2 separate regions of the Homo sapiens genome follow, and region 2 is linked to region 1. The links are chromatin contacts, found by Hi-C or POLR2A ChIA-PET in ENCODE. All regions are on one chromosome and are shown on one strand. Each heading gives the region's core, a stretch centred on a gene start or an enhancer-like site at or near the end of the contact. The rest is flanking DNA. Distances are from core to core; before and after follow the strand shown. Region 1 overlaps ZNF710 (zinc finger protein 710). Region 2 overlaps MESP2 (mesoderm posterior bHLH transcription factor 2).

The links. Hi-C counts contacts between places; a loop is a spot of excess contacts on that map. ChIA-PET counts read pairs that join two places held with the same protein, here RNA polymerase II (POLR2A). Pooled maps may share reads with other maps.
Region 2: a loop to region 1 is called in a pooled map, with 2.4 times the contacts of the local background. The contact joins two enhancer-like sites. A Hi-C loop is called at or near these places in 2 of 50 pooled maps. POLR2A ChIA-PET finds 5 or more read pairs at or near these places in 2 of 52 experiments (H1 and WTC11).

What each region holds. Positions count from the first base shown.
Region 1 is chr15:90,066,084-90,073,105 of GRCh38, reverse strand. ZNF710 (zinc finger protein 710) reads right to left here. Exons shown (of 5, transcript NM_198526.4): 2 at 4,511-5,996; 3 at 1-35. The coding sequence starts at 5,968. Among named protein-coding and RNA genes, the nearest start is that of ZNF710-AS1, 13 kb to the left of the region's middle. Within about 2 kb of position 1,650, at least 11 of the 41 ENCODE cell types and tissues checked have a DNase peak (open chromatin) inside an H3K27ac peak, as active enhancers do.
Region 2 is chr15:89,777,964-89,784,985 of GRCh38, reverse strand. MESP2 (mesoderm posterior bHLH transcription factor 2) reads right to left here. Exons shown (of 2, transcript NM_001039958.2): 2 at 6,232-6,921. The coding sequence ends at 6,652. ANPEP (alanyl aminopeptidase, membrane) reads left to right here. Exons shown (of 21, transcript NM_001150.3): 21 at 1-91. Among named protein-coding and RNA genes, the nearest start is that of MESP2, 5.1 kb to the right of the region's middle. RefSeq lists enhancers at 1-599, 600-1,261, 1,262-1,924, 2,989-3,048. Within about 2 kb of position 3,050, at least 10 of the 41 ENCODE cell types and tissues checked have a DNase peak (open chromatin) inside an H3K27ac peak, as active enhancers do.

The sequences.
Region 1 (7,022 bases), core at 401-2,900:
CGGCCACACACCTCGCACTTGAACTCCTTCACGCCCTGTGGGGTGGGGGGTGATGGTCAGGGCCACACAATGGGCACAGCCTCTGGCAGTGACCCTTTGTGGGGAGCCGGGTAGGGGCAGGGCCATAGCATCACAAAGGCACACTTTCTGGGAAATGTCTCTTTTTGAGGGTATTCCAAAATAGGTAACACTTGTTTAAAACCACCGAAGAATGTGGGGGCAGAGCCACTTACTCCAGGAAGCCTTTCAGTAATAGAAATAGGCTGTGCTTTACTGTAACGATCCAGATACCTGCTGTCTCCTGCCCCCAGGGTGGATGTGTACATAAGGTCTGTACTAGTGCACTAAGGCAAATGTGTGCTCATTCATTCATTCATTCAACAACCATTTACCGGGCACCTGCTCCAAGCCAGTACCACACTAGGCGGCAGGGGTCTGTCGCCAAGAAGACACAGGGTCTGCCCGCTGTCTGTGGACTATTTCATCAGATCAAGGACACGTGTATGTGTTTTTATCCTCCATGCTGTCTCTTGGTGGCCTTTTTGGTTCAGACCCTTTTGATAATATGATTGAAGCTATGGACACCCCCCCAAAAATGGCACTTAGGTCTATGTAGAATTTCGAAGGGTCTCAAACTCCCAGAGCCTATCCACTCATCTCTTGAAAGTGTTTTCCTAATTTCCCTGGTGATAACAGCCACCTGTAGTTCTCATCCAACATACAGCCTTGCAGGCCGCTCCCTGGAGGGTCTAATTCATGGGGCCTGGGATGGGCCCAGGAATTTTTATTCTCAACAGGGCCCCCAGATGATTCTTATCATTGATGGACTTTGGGCTATTCACCCCCAGGAGACATGGATTCCAGGAGAAAACCCACTGGTTTGGACTGTGAACTTTCTTTTCTACGGTTTGGAGGTCACTCCCAGAGCAGGACAGGGTGTTGTGTGCAAAGGGGTCCAATTTATTATCCATGGAGGAAAATTAGGATAAAAGCTGGGAGCTGGGCTGGGCACGGTGGCTCACACCTGTAATCCCAGCATTTTGGGAGGCTGAGGCAAGAGGATCACCTGAGGCCAGGAACTCAAGACTAGTGTGGACAACATAGCAAGACCCTATCTCTAAAATTTGAAAAAGGCCGGGCACGGTGGCTCATGCCTGTAATCCCAGCACTTTGGGAGGCTAAGGTGGGCAGATCACAAGGTCAGGAGTTCGAGACCAGGCTGGCCAACATGGTGAAACCCTATCTCTACTAAAAATACAATAATTAGCTGAGCGTGGTATGCGCCTGTAATCCCAGCTACTCAGGAGGCTGAGGCAGTAGAATTGCTTAAACCCAGGAGGCGGAGGTTGCAGTGAGCTGAGATCACACCACTGCACTCCAGCTTGGGTGACAGAGTAAGCCTCCGTCTCAAAAAAAAAAAAAAAAAGAGTAAAAATAAATAAATAAAAGAAATTTTTTTTAAGTTGGGAGCTGTTTTCTTTTTGATGAGTTAGTAATTTAGTAGGAACCCAGTGGGACATGTGTCTGTGGTCACAGCTGCTGTCTTAACTGCTTGTTTGGTATAAAAACTTTGTATTATAACTTAATGGTTCCCGTGTCTATGTCTCTTAGCAGCAGGGACTGTGTCTTGTGCTGTATACCCCCTCCTGACACATCGCAGATGTGTATGACCACCAGGGGGCCCTGCCATTCAGGAGTTTCTTTTATAAACACATGATGTGCACATTGTACAAATTTAGGCTGATAATAGGGACATTTCCAGTTTTATTAGCCTTTGGTTTTTGCTTTCAGCTTTTCTTCACAGTATTAACACTCTGTGGACTTGGGATTTTTTTTTTTTTTTTAAGACAGAGTCTTGCTTTTGTTGCCCAGGCTAGAGTACAGCGGCACGGTCTTGGCTCACTGCAACCTCTGCCTCCCGGGTTCAAGCAATTCTCCTGCCTCAGCCTCCCGAGTAGCTGGGACTACAGGCGCCCACCACCACGCCCAACTAATTTTTGTATTTTTAGTAGAGACGGGGCTTCACCATGTTGGCCAGGTTGGCCTCGAACTCCTGACCTTGTGATCTGCCCGCCTCGGCCTCCTAAAGTGCTGGGATTACAGGCGTGAGCCACTGTGCCAGGCCCTGGACTTGGGATTTTTAAGTCCCCCAGTAGAGGAGAAAGATGGCAAATATATAGCATATATGCTGTCACCCTGCACAATCACTCCTTGCAGACATTAACAATCCATCATAGGGTTTTATTGCCAAGCCTAGATTCAGTTTCAGAATCCTTTTCTCTTTTTGGAGACAGAGTCTTGCTCTGTTGCCCAGACTGGAGTGCAGTGGCGCAATCACAGCTCACTGCAGCCTTGACCTCCTGGGCTCAAGCAATCCTCCTGCTTCAGTCTCATGTGTAGCTGGACCACAGGTGTGTGCCACCATGCCTGGCTAATTTTTTGATTTTTTTCTTTTTTTTGAGATAGAGTCTTGCTCTGTCACCTGGGCTGGAGCACAGTGGTGTGATCTCGGCTCACTGGAATCTCTGCCTCCTGGGTTCAAGCTGGGACTACAGGTGCACACCACCACACTCAGCTATTTTTAAAAAATATTTTTAGTAGAGCCAGGGTTTCACTATGTTAGCCAGGCTGGTCTCAAACTCCTGGGCTCAAGTGATTCTCCTGCCTCAGCCTCCCAAAGTGTTGGGATTACTGTTAGCCATTGCATCCAGCCCAGAATTCTTCCTTTTTTTTTTTCTTAAAAAAAAAAAAATGTCTTGCTATGTTGCCCAGGCTAGAGTGCAGTGGCTATTAATAGGAGCAATCATAGCCTCAAACTCCTGGGTTCAAGCAAACTTCCCACCTCAGCCTCCTGAGTAACTGGGACTACAGGTGTGCAGCACCATGCCTGGCTAGACTCTTTCTTGACATTACATTTTAGGCAGCTACTAGCAGTTGACTGCAGGAGCCTCTGCAATGAAACCTACAAATTGCTGGTTTCTAGGCCTGGCAGGGTATTAACAGCTCCCCAACTCCCTATAGTGTCTACCGTGAGAGACAGGGTCACAAGTTTGACCTGGAGTATCACTCATAGGCCACCGTTATGGGGAGAGGAAGCTCTATGTACATTCAGCTTTGAAGGGTAAAGTTGGTGGGATTTCGGTGGAAACCATGGGGCAGCCAAGTACCAGAGTGGGATTGTGGGACCCAAGGGGCCTCATTCCACCTACCCGGATATGAGGGCCTCTCAGAGGAGGTGATATTGGCTGAAAAGCGGGGAGGCTGGTGGCTGAAGGCGGGGAATGGAGGGCAGGGGAGTACGGGTCAAGGCTGGGTTTAGGGACATGGTAGATTAGAAAGTGCTGCTCAATTTCTGCCTTCCCGAGCCACTGTGCCTAGTTTAGCCATATTCTAGAACTACCTGTACTTTTCCATAACAAATATTTTTCCTTACATCTTCTCTGCTTTGAAAATTAAATATATTTAGCCTGTTCTTAAAGGGAAGTCACAGGTTTTGATTTGCTTTTGTAATGACAAGGAACAAAGGACACCCTCTGTACTTCTGACCACTGAGCCAGGACGCCTCCCTGTTGCATCCTGGCCTCTCTCTGGCCTCTGTCCTCCCATCTAGAAAATAGGGAGGGTAAGATACTTCAGTGATCCTCAAACTGTGTTCCTTGGGTCTTGCAGGGGTTATAAAAATGATTTTTTTTTTTTGGAGACAGGGTCTCAGTCTGGTTGCCCAGGCTGAAGTGCAGTATCGTGATTTCAGCTCACTGCAACCTCAGCCTCTCAGGCTCAGGTGTTCCTCCCACCTTAGCCTTCCAAGTAGCTGGGACTATAGGTGTATGCCACCACACCCGGCTAATGTTTAAATTTTTTTTTTTTTTTTTTTTTTGAGATGGAGTTTTGCTCCTGTTGCCCAGGCTGGAGTGCAATGGTGTGGTCTCGGCTGACTGCAACCTCTGCCTCCCGGGTTGAAGCAATTCTCTTGCCTCAGCCTCCCAAGTAGCTGGGATTACAGGCATCCACCACCACACCCAGCTAATTTTTGTATTTTTAGTAGAGACAGGGTTTCACCACATTGGCAAGGCTGGTCTTGAACTCCTGACCTCAGGTGATCTGCCCGCCTTGGCCTCGCAAAGTGCTGGGATTACAGGCATGAGCCATCACGCCTAGCCATGTTTAAATTTTTTTGTAGCGATGGGGTCTCATTATTTTGCCCAGGCTGGTCTCAAACCCCAGGACTCAAGCAATCTGCCTGCCTTGGCCTCCCAAAGCGCTGGGATTACAGGCATGAGCCATTGTGCCTGGCCAAATACATGTTTTTGAATGCATAAAGCTTTACTACTTAAAAAACTAATTTCAATTAGTTTCTAATACTAATTGATTTCTAATACTCATCAAAATAAGTACGTAACGATAAAACTAGGAGACCACCTAAATGGTCCCATCTGGGACTTTGGAAAGTACTGGATGAAAAAGTGGCAGGAGGGGCAGGCAGATGCCCAGGCCCTGGGAACGGCCTTACCTTGTGGGTGAGGGAGTGCTGCTTGAGGTGGTGAATCTGGCTGAACTCCATGCCGCATTCAGTGCACACGAAGGGTCGCACGTTCTGGTGCTTGAGCATGTGGTTCTGCAACTGGCTGCGGTAGTGGAAGGACTTGTCACACTCGAGGCACTGGTAGAGGGTGGGGCCCTGGTGGGAGGCCAGGTGGCGCTTGAGCTGGGTCAGGGTGGAGAAGTCCAGGCCGCACTCGACGCAGACATGGCAGCGGCCACTCTCATGCTTCACTTCGTGGGCCTTGAGCTCGCTGGGGTAGGCGAAGCCGCGGCCGCAGAAGTGGCAGCTGTAGGGCTTGACCTCCGAGTGCAGCAGCATGTGGCGCTTGAGGTGGCTGGTCTGCGTGAAGGCCTTGTGGCATACCTGGCACTTGTGGGGCCGGGTGCCCTGGTGCGTCAGCAGGTGCGTCTGCAGGTGGCTGGGCTGCTTGAAGAGCTTGCTGCAGTGTGGGCACGAGTGTGGCTTGATGCCGTTGTGGCCCAGGATGTGCGTCACCAGGTTGTACTTGGACGTGTAGGACTTCTCGCACATGCGGCACTGCCAGCGCTTCTGGCGGTCGCCCGCCTCCACCAGATAGGAGTCGTCAATCTGCACGTTGATGTCCAGCCGATCCAGCTGGGCCTTCTTGTGGCGTTCCACGGTCGAACCCGCCGTGTCAGCCTCGAACTCACTGGCCTCCTGCCACACGAAGCCCTGTTCCGGCTTGACAGGCTCCGGGGACTCCATGCTGGGGGCCTCGGGGTCACTCAGGGGGGCCAGGTGGGGTGGCTCGAACCCACACTCTGTGGGCAAGGCCTCTGGCCCAGGCAGCGCCATGCTGGGCTCGGGGAAGCCATCCCGGGCCGGGGCCGGGAAGTGAGGGTCATATGGGGCCACGTTCAGCTCCGGCCTCGGGGTTCGGGGCAGATGCCGGAGCGTCCGGGGCTTGCGGCTGAAGGCGCTGAGGTCGATCATCTTGACGGCGCTGCTCTGCACCAGGGCGTCGCAGCCGCCACTGGCCGCCTCGGCGGGGGCTTCTGCTGGCCCTGCGTCCTTGTCGTCACCTGGCACAGAAACCTCATAGACCTCCTGTTCCTCCTCCTCCACCTTCTCGAACTTGACCTTGGGCACCAACCGCACAGGTGGCCGCGTCTTCCGCCGGGTGTGCTTCTCACAGGCTGCCTCCACCTCCAGCACCTCCTCCTCCGCCGGCTCCTCCAAGGCCCTCCCGTTGCAGGCCAGCTGGTAGACGTCGGGGCCTGGTGGCTCGGGCTCTCCCATGGCTGCCCCTGAAAGCTCGGGCCCCAGGTCCGGGTAGAAGGCCTCGGCGCTTATGGTAGCTCCAAAGAGCTCATTTTCGGAGACCAGGCCAAGCACGGCGGCCTGAGCCAAGGACAGCACCACCACGGCGTCCGTCTGTGTCCCTGAGTCCATGAAGCCCTCCATCCCGTGACGGCTAGCTAGGAGGGCATCGCTGTGGGTGGAGAAGGGAAGGTTAATATTGCTGGCTCACTCCTGCACAGACAGACAACAGACACAGCACAGACAAGGGCTTGGCTGATTTTGGGTGTGTCTGGCTCTGATGTCTTTTCTACTCCTGGCCTTGGGAACAGGGCACACTTGTTATTATAGGGAGCAGTGATTCCTGCTGTGTATCTGACCATCTCCTCCATCTCCCTGGGAGATCCTGGGGTAAGCTCTGCCCCCTTGCTGGCCTCAGTCTTCCCATCTGTACAACAGGGAGGTGGGATTTCCTCAATTGTTCTCAAATTGTGTTCTACAGGTCCTTCAAGAATTCCTTAAAAAGACCGGGCATGGTGGCTCACATCTGTAATCCCAGCACTTTGGGAAGCCAAGATGGGCAGATCACCTGAGGTCAGCAGGAGTTTGAGACCAGCCTGGCCAACATGGTGAAATCCTGTCTCTACTAAAAATACAAAATTAGCTGGGCGTGGTGGCCGGCACCTGTAATCCCAGCTATAGGAGGCTGAGGCAGGAGAATCACTTGAACCTGGGAGGCGGAGGTTGCAGTGAGCCGAGATCGCGCCACTGCACTCCAGCCTGGGCAGCAAAGTGACACTCTGTCTCAAAAAAAAAAAAAAAAAAAAATCCTTAAAAATCGGATTCAAAAATGCAAAAAATAAAGATTCCACTATTTAAAAACTGATTTTAAAAGGCCCACCTACTCAAATGTAATATGTGCCACATTCTAACACATTCTACTGTAGCCCCACTGGCTTTGTTGCCAAAGTAATTAATTTGCACAGACCTTGGGACTGTGCGGTGAGGTGTTAACTGTCATTATTGGTAATGGCTCGGCTGTATGAACGAGAACGTATGGCAGAAACACAATATAAAAAAATAAACTAGGTGCTGAGGCCAATCTCAAACACTGGCTGTCACTTGTCAGCCCCGACGATAAACATCTGCATCTATCACAAGCAGTTGTTGTTTTTCTTGATTAGCTAAATGTTATACATTTAAATATCTAAATTTATAC
Region 2 (7,022 bases), core at 1,801-4,300, 290 kb after region 1:
CCCTAAAGACCCTAAATCTGAGGAATCAACAGGGCAGCAGATCTGTATATTTTTTTCTAAGAGAAAATGTAAATAAAGGATTTCTAGATGAGTGAGACTCATTACTAAACTAAAGCAGGAGTGGGTCAATACAGCAGCTGGGGAGGCCGGGTGGGGGAAGCTGGGTGCATGCGGAGCACCGTGGAGTCTGGGACCCCAGAGCACAGGAGGGGAGACGTGCCCAGCCTGCCGGCCCTTCCTGCAGGTGCCCTGCGCCTGTGCCTCCATGTCTGCCTGCAGGACTCCGGGCTCCTTTTCATGCTCTATTGACTGAGCTAGCTGGGTGGTTTGCAGGGCTCCTTTTATTCCTATTCTGATGGCAGCTGGAGCTGCTGGGTGGTGGGGAGCTGTGGACCCAGTGCTCCCGCAGTGAGTGGTGAGAGGGGCCCTGGCAGAGCGCAGGGAGTGCTCTCCAGGAAGCACCCTCCTTAACATGAGGCAAGGGTGCAGGGTGCTGGCCGTGCCCCTCTTCCTGCTCCACGGGAACACCTGGGATACCTGGGACAATGCGGGACAGGTCTGTGCAGTGAAGGCAGCAAGCACAGGGTCCCATACCTGGTGCCACCCTTCACTGGCCAAGGGCACGCCCCACCGTCTTCCGTGGTGGAAGGGTGGAGTGGGGTGTGGGTACCAATGCATAAAGAGGTTGTTTTCTAGAGCAGCACACAGGGATGGGCTGGGCTGAGGAGCAGGCAAACCATGGGGTGGGGACAGCTTTGCCAGGCTCATAAAGTGGGGGCTGTGCCCTCCACATCGCCTGGGGCAGAAGATGGTCAGGGCCAACTCTGAGAAGGCCTGGGACCAGCGCAGCTCCACGCACACATTGGCCCTGGTGAGCATTTCTTGACAAATGGAGCCCCACTGTGGCAGGCTCCCCTCAGCCTCTGCCCCGCAAGGCCCAGTTGAACATCCAAGGCTGAGAGGAGGGGGAGAAGGCGGGAACAGCCACAGGGGTCCTTAGGAGTCACCTCCAACAGACACCCACAGCCAGCTCCGCAGGCTGGAATCATGGAGTCCAGCAGGTCTGGTTTCAGTTTCTTAGACAAGGGACCCACATGCCCAAGCCTAGGTCTCATCTGCACAACGAGGCAGTGTCAGAGCTGTTGGGCTGGTGTGTGGATTGAAGGAGATACATGTACTTAGCAAATGGCCTGACGCATAAGGAGAGCTGGGTTTTATTATCACCCTTGGCCCTCTTCCCCCTTGTGAGAAGCAGGCAGGCCTGGGGCCAGGAAGGCCCCCCATCCCCCACCACCATCTGCACATCAAAGAGTAGGGTGAGCTAAGGGCGGAGGCCAGCCCGGATGATGGTGCTCTGTCCCTCCACCAGCCAGGAGGCTCCCTGGGCCGCCCCAGATTAAGCTCCGCCAGCCACTTTGGGCCAACCCTTCCTGTCGCCAGTACCCAGCGGCCGTGGCTGGCACTTGACCTTCTGGGGACCAGCTGTGGGAGGGGCCGGCCTCACCATCTTGAGTTTCTAATGGGCTCTAGGATCCCTGGACATTGCAGAGGAGAGAGCTGGCCTGCCAGGGAGAAGAGTTTATGCACATTATTTCATTTAGTTCTAAACCGTACCATGAGATAAGGAATATCTTTATGTCAGCTTTACAGATAAGGAAACTGCAGGGCAAGGAGATGAAGTCACAACTCAGTAGAACTGAACTGGAACCACTGTCTGGCTTTACTCCCTGCACAGAAGTGGAAGCCAGTTCTCCATCTGGAGCTGGGGTGGAGTGCGTGACGTCTATACTGCCATGCTTGTGCCGTTACTGGAAAGAGGTCTCGATCCTTGGAGCCCATGCAAGAAAGAATTCAGGGCAAGTCCATAAAATGAAAGCAAGTTATTAAGAAAGGAAAGGAATCAAAGAATGGCTACTACACAGGCAGGGCAGCAGCATGGGCTGCTCAACTGAGTAAACTTAAGAGCTATTTCTTGATTTTTTTTTTCTTTTTTTTTTGAGACGGAGTTTCATTCTTGTTGCCCAGGCTGGAGTGCAATGGTGCGATCTTGGCTCACCACAACCTCCGCCTCCTGGGTTCAAGCGATTCTCCTGCCTCAGCTTCCCAAGTAGCTGGGATTACAGGCATGCACCACCATGCCCGGCTAATTTTGTATTTTTATTAGAGATGGGGTTTCTCGACCCCAGGAGATCCGCCCACCTCAGCCTCTCAAAGTGCTGGGATCATAGGCGTGAGCCACCGCGCCCAGCCTTATTTCTTGATTATATGCTAAACAAGGGGTGGATTATTCATGAGTTTTTTGGGAAAGAAGTGGGGATTTCCCAGAACTGAGGGTTTCTCCCTTTTTTAGACCATACAGGGTAACTTCTGCATATTGCTGTGGCATTTGTGAACGGTCATACGCTGGTGGGAGTGTCTGTTAGCAGCTAAGGTATTATAATCAGCGCATAATGAGCAGTGAGGATGACCAAAGGTCACTTTTGTCACCATCTTGGTTTTGGCGGGTTTTGGCTGGTTTCTTTACTGCATGCTGTTTTATCAGCAAGGTCTTTGTGACCTGTATCTTATGCCGATCTCCTGTCTCATCCTGTGACTAAGAATGCCTAACCTCCTGGGAATGCAGCCCAGCAGGTCTCAGCCTCATTTTGCCTAGCCCCTATTCAAGATGGAATCGCTCTGGTTCAAACACCTCTGACGATGCCACCTGGCAGTGTACAATGCTGGCACTCATCAGGACCTCCATGGCTGATCCTGGAATGCAGTGAGGATACACAGAGCCAGAGGAATGCCTGCAGAGCCTTGGTCAAGGTCAAAGAGCAGGAACCAACTAGAACTCTGGCGGCTGATTCCCTGCCCAGCGCTCTTGCCTGCCCTCAGCACTCAAGTCCAGCAGGAATGGAAGGTGCTGAGGCTCTGTAGGCAGCAGCCTTGGTGGCTCCTCTGACTCAGCCTTTCGAGACTGTGGAGTCAGCATAGCTAACGCAATCTTTCATTTTCTTTTTCCTTTTTTTGTTTTGTTTTTTTTTTTTTTTGGAGACAGAGTCTCACTCTATCGCCTAGGCTTGCAGTGGCACGATCTCGCTCACCGCAACCTCCACCTCCTGGGCTCAAGCGATTTTCCTGCCTCAGCCTCTTGAGTAGCTGGGATTACAGGCGCTCACTACCACGCCAGGCTAATTTTTTGTATTTTTAGTAGAGACGGGGTTTCACCATGCTGGCCGGGCTGGTCTCAAATTCCTGACCTCAAGTGATCACCCCACCTTGGCATCCCAAAGTGCTGGGATTACAGGCGTGAGCCACCATGCCTGGCCTCAGTACTCATTTTATTGAGCACTTACTATGTGCCAAGTATTAAAACCCTGAGAGGTAGGTCTATTATTGTCTCCACTTCACAGTTGAAGAAACTGAGGCTCAGGGAGGTTCCAAAGCTTATCTGTCAGTCTCACTTGGTTACACAGCAAGTAAGAGCCGAGTAGAATGCGCAACCTGGGCCCCAATGCTGTGTGTCTACTCTAACCTTGCCTGGATTTTTCTCATCCTTCCAGCTGTGGCTGACAGCCCCTCGGGACAGCAGGGCCCTAAGGGCAGAACCAGAGCACTTCTGGAAGGTTAGAGGAAGAAGGTACCTCAGCACCACCCAAGATAGTTCCTCCTTTAGGAACTGTGAAAACTGAAGCTCAGAAAGAGTGACTTGCCTGATGCCACAGGGCGTGTCAGAGGCAACGGGCAACCTTGCAGGATGAGAGGGGAAAGCCCCACACGCCAAGAGCTCAAGCCCAGGAAATCAGGCAGCTCATGCTCTGTGCTGCCTCTCCCTTTCTCTCAAGCTGGACTGTTGCAGTGGCCTCCTGCCTGGTTCCATTTCTATGAAGCGGCCGAAGGGACTGAGAGCAGACTTCTTACCAGCTCACCCCCAACTCCCAACCCTCAGTGCTGCCCATCATTCGGGAAACGGAGGCCAAAACCTCATCACCCACCACGTGGAACTCCCCACAAACTTGCCTCCAAGCCCCTTTCCGGCTCTGTTTGCCACTTTTCTCTGTCATCTCTAGACACTAGACGCTTCTGTTTCGACTTGGCTCATGCTGTTGCTCCTGCCTGGACCTCTCTTCCCTCACTCCTCTTGATAAACTCCTGCATATCCTTCAACACCCAGCTCCAAGGTCACCTCTTCTGCACTCTCTCCTCCCTGAGTCAGCAGATACAGAAGGAAGTTACCACCACTGCTGGCTCCCATGCCCACGGGAGCCTTTGCTAATAGATCTTGGCATCCTTTTCCCAAGATCCTGGCAGTGCCTCTTACTCTTAAGACACCGCAATCAAGGCAGCAGGACTAAGGAATCAGGTAACTCAAGAATGAGATGGTACTGCCAACCTCGCCTCCCACCAGGTTACCGCATCCTGGTCCCTAAGCACCTCACACAAACCCCCATCCTTGTGTTTAGGACCTGGGCTCTGATCATTTATTTCCCTGTAATTCACATTAGTTGGGGAATATTTTCTCTCTGGCACCTAACACATGGTGTTATGGGCTGAATTATGTCCCCATAAAATTCCTGTATGGCTGAGCGCAGTGGCTCATGCCTGTAATAGCAGCACTTTGGGAGGCTGAGGCGGCTGAACTGTGTTCCCATAAAATTCCTATGTCTGGCTGGGCGTGGTGGCTCACGCCTGTAATCCCAGCACTTTGGGACGCCTTGGCGGGTGGACCATTGGAGGTTAGGGGTTCAAGACCAGCCTGGCCAACATGGTGAAACCCTGTCTCTACTAAAAGTACAAAAAGTAGCCAGCCATGGTGGCAGGCACCTAGGCCAGCTACTAGGGAAACTGAGGCAGGAGAATCACTTGAGCCTGGGAGGCAGAGGTTGCAGTGAGCTGAGATCATGCCACTGCACTCCAGCCTGGGCGACAGAGTGAGACTCCCTCTCAAAAAAAAAGAAAAAAAAAATTTCCTATGTTTGGCTGGGTGTGGTGGCTCACACCTGTAATCCCAGCACTTTGGGAGGCCGAGGCAGGTGGATCACTTGAGGTCAGGAGTTCGAGACCAGCCTGGCCAACATGGTGAAACCCTGTCTCTACTGAAAATACAAAAATTAGCCGGGCATGGTGGCAGGCATCTGTAATCCCAGCTACTCAGGAGGCTGAGGCAGGAGAATCGCTTGAACCCGGGAGGCAGAGGTTGCAGTGAGCCGAGATTGCACCATTGCACTCCAGCCTGGACGACAGAGCAAGACTCTGTCTCAAAAAAAAAAAAAAAAAAGAAGTTTCTTATGTTTAAGCCCTAACATCCAATACTTCGGAATGTAACTGTGACTGTATTAGAAGAAAGATCCCTAAAAGAGTAAATACAGTTAAATGGGTCCCTTAGGGTAGGTCCTGATCCAACATGACTAGTGCCCTTATAAGAAATCAGGACACAGACAATAGAGACAGATGTGTGACCATGTAGGGGCTCAACGAACAGGCAGTCATCTGCAAGCCACAGAGAGAGGCCCCAGAAGAAACTGAACCTGCCTACACCTTGATCTTGGACTTCTAGCCTCCAGAATTGTGAGAAAATAAATTTCTGTTGTTTAAGCCACCCAGTCTGTGGTTGTTGTTTTTTTAAGTTTTTTGTAGGGACAAGGTCTTGCTATGTTGCCCAGGCTGGTCTCGAATTCCTGGCCTCAAGGGATCCTCCCACCTCAGCCTCTCAAAGTGCTGGGATTACAGGCGTAAGCCACTGCACTCAGCCCGTGGCATTCTAGTATGGCAGCCCTCGCAAACTAATACACTGGGCCTAGCACGTAGGAACCACTCCCAGTATTCTTTGAAGAAAATTTCATGTCATTGTGAAAGAGCCCTAAATGACAGGTCTCTGGGACTGTGGTCTCCCCATTTGGGGCTCCTGTCTGTCTGTCCACAGCTGCATGCACCCACCCCAGCAGTCACCAGGAATGCACCCGAAGAACACAAAAGGGCAGTGGTGATGTGGCTGAGGCAAGTGGGCAGGCCCAAGCTTAGCCCACCTGTGCTACCTTGCACAGCAAGCCAGGTGGAGCTTTTGGCCCTGGAGCTCCAGTGCAATAAATATGGTCAAACTGACAAATGAGGGCCCACCCAAACCTTGGCAGGCCTGGATTAGAGAAGGAAAGAGCAGCAGAACTTGTTCCCCACAGAAGGAAAACATGTTTCCTTTTCCAGAGGCAAGAAAAACCCAGGTTGATGAACAAAAAACAAGGCCAAACCAAATTTTTGTTGTGTGTGTGTGTTTTTTCTTTTTAAGTACAAAAAAATCAAAGCATACAGGGCTCTGGCCAACTGTCACCAAGAAGCAGAGCCTGGGGCCTGCCTCCTACACCCATTCTCCCACCTGTCCCTGCCCAGCTGCCTTTAGGGTAAAGGAGACCCCTTCTTAGAGCAGCTCAGACTGTGCTCTGCAGAGCGCCAGGCATTCTGGGGGTGTCTAGCAGTGGAGGACAGTGCCCCCGCCCTGACTCCATCCAGGGAAGGTACCCGCTATCTATTTCAAACACTGCTTCCCTGAAAGACATCACTTGGAAAAAGGGAGCCTTGGCTAAAGGAGAACATGAAAAGCCACTAATTAACAAATAAGGAGGCACCCAAGCTACAGGACTGATTCCTGGATGGAAAGAGGGAAGCCGAGGCCATTTAGTAGAAGATGCCCAGGCGGGCCCCCTCCAGATCTTCTTGCCAAAGTTCAGGGCAGCCACTGAACCGCAGGCCTGAGCTCTGGGGAGGGCTTGCTTCACTGAGCTGGAAGGCGGCGCCCGGTCCCTGGTCCTCTGAGTTGGGCACCACCTCTGCACTGTGGCTCCAGCACCTCCCGGGGGTCTGAGGCTGCAGTCTCTGGCATGATGGGTGGGGCAGGAGAGATGGAGCTCCCAGCGACAGACAGGGCTCTGGAGACACAGAGAGACCCTGCAAGAGAGATGAGAGCAGCCTGGTTAGTGGGCTACTCCCTGATATCCAGAGATCTTGAATCTGGCTGGTTGCCATGGTATGGCTGGCAGCATCCGGAC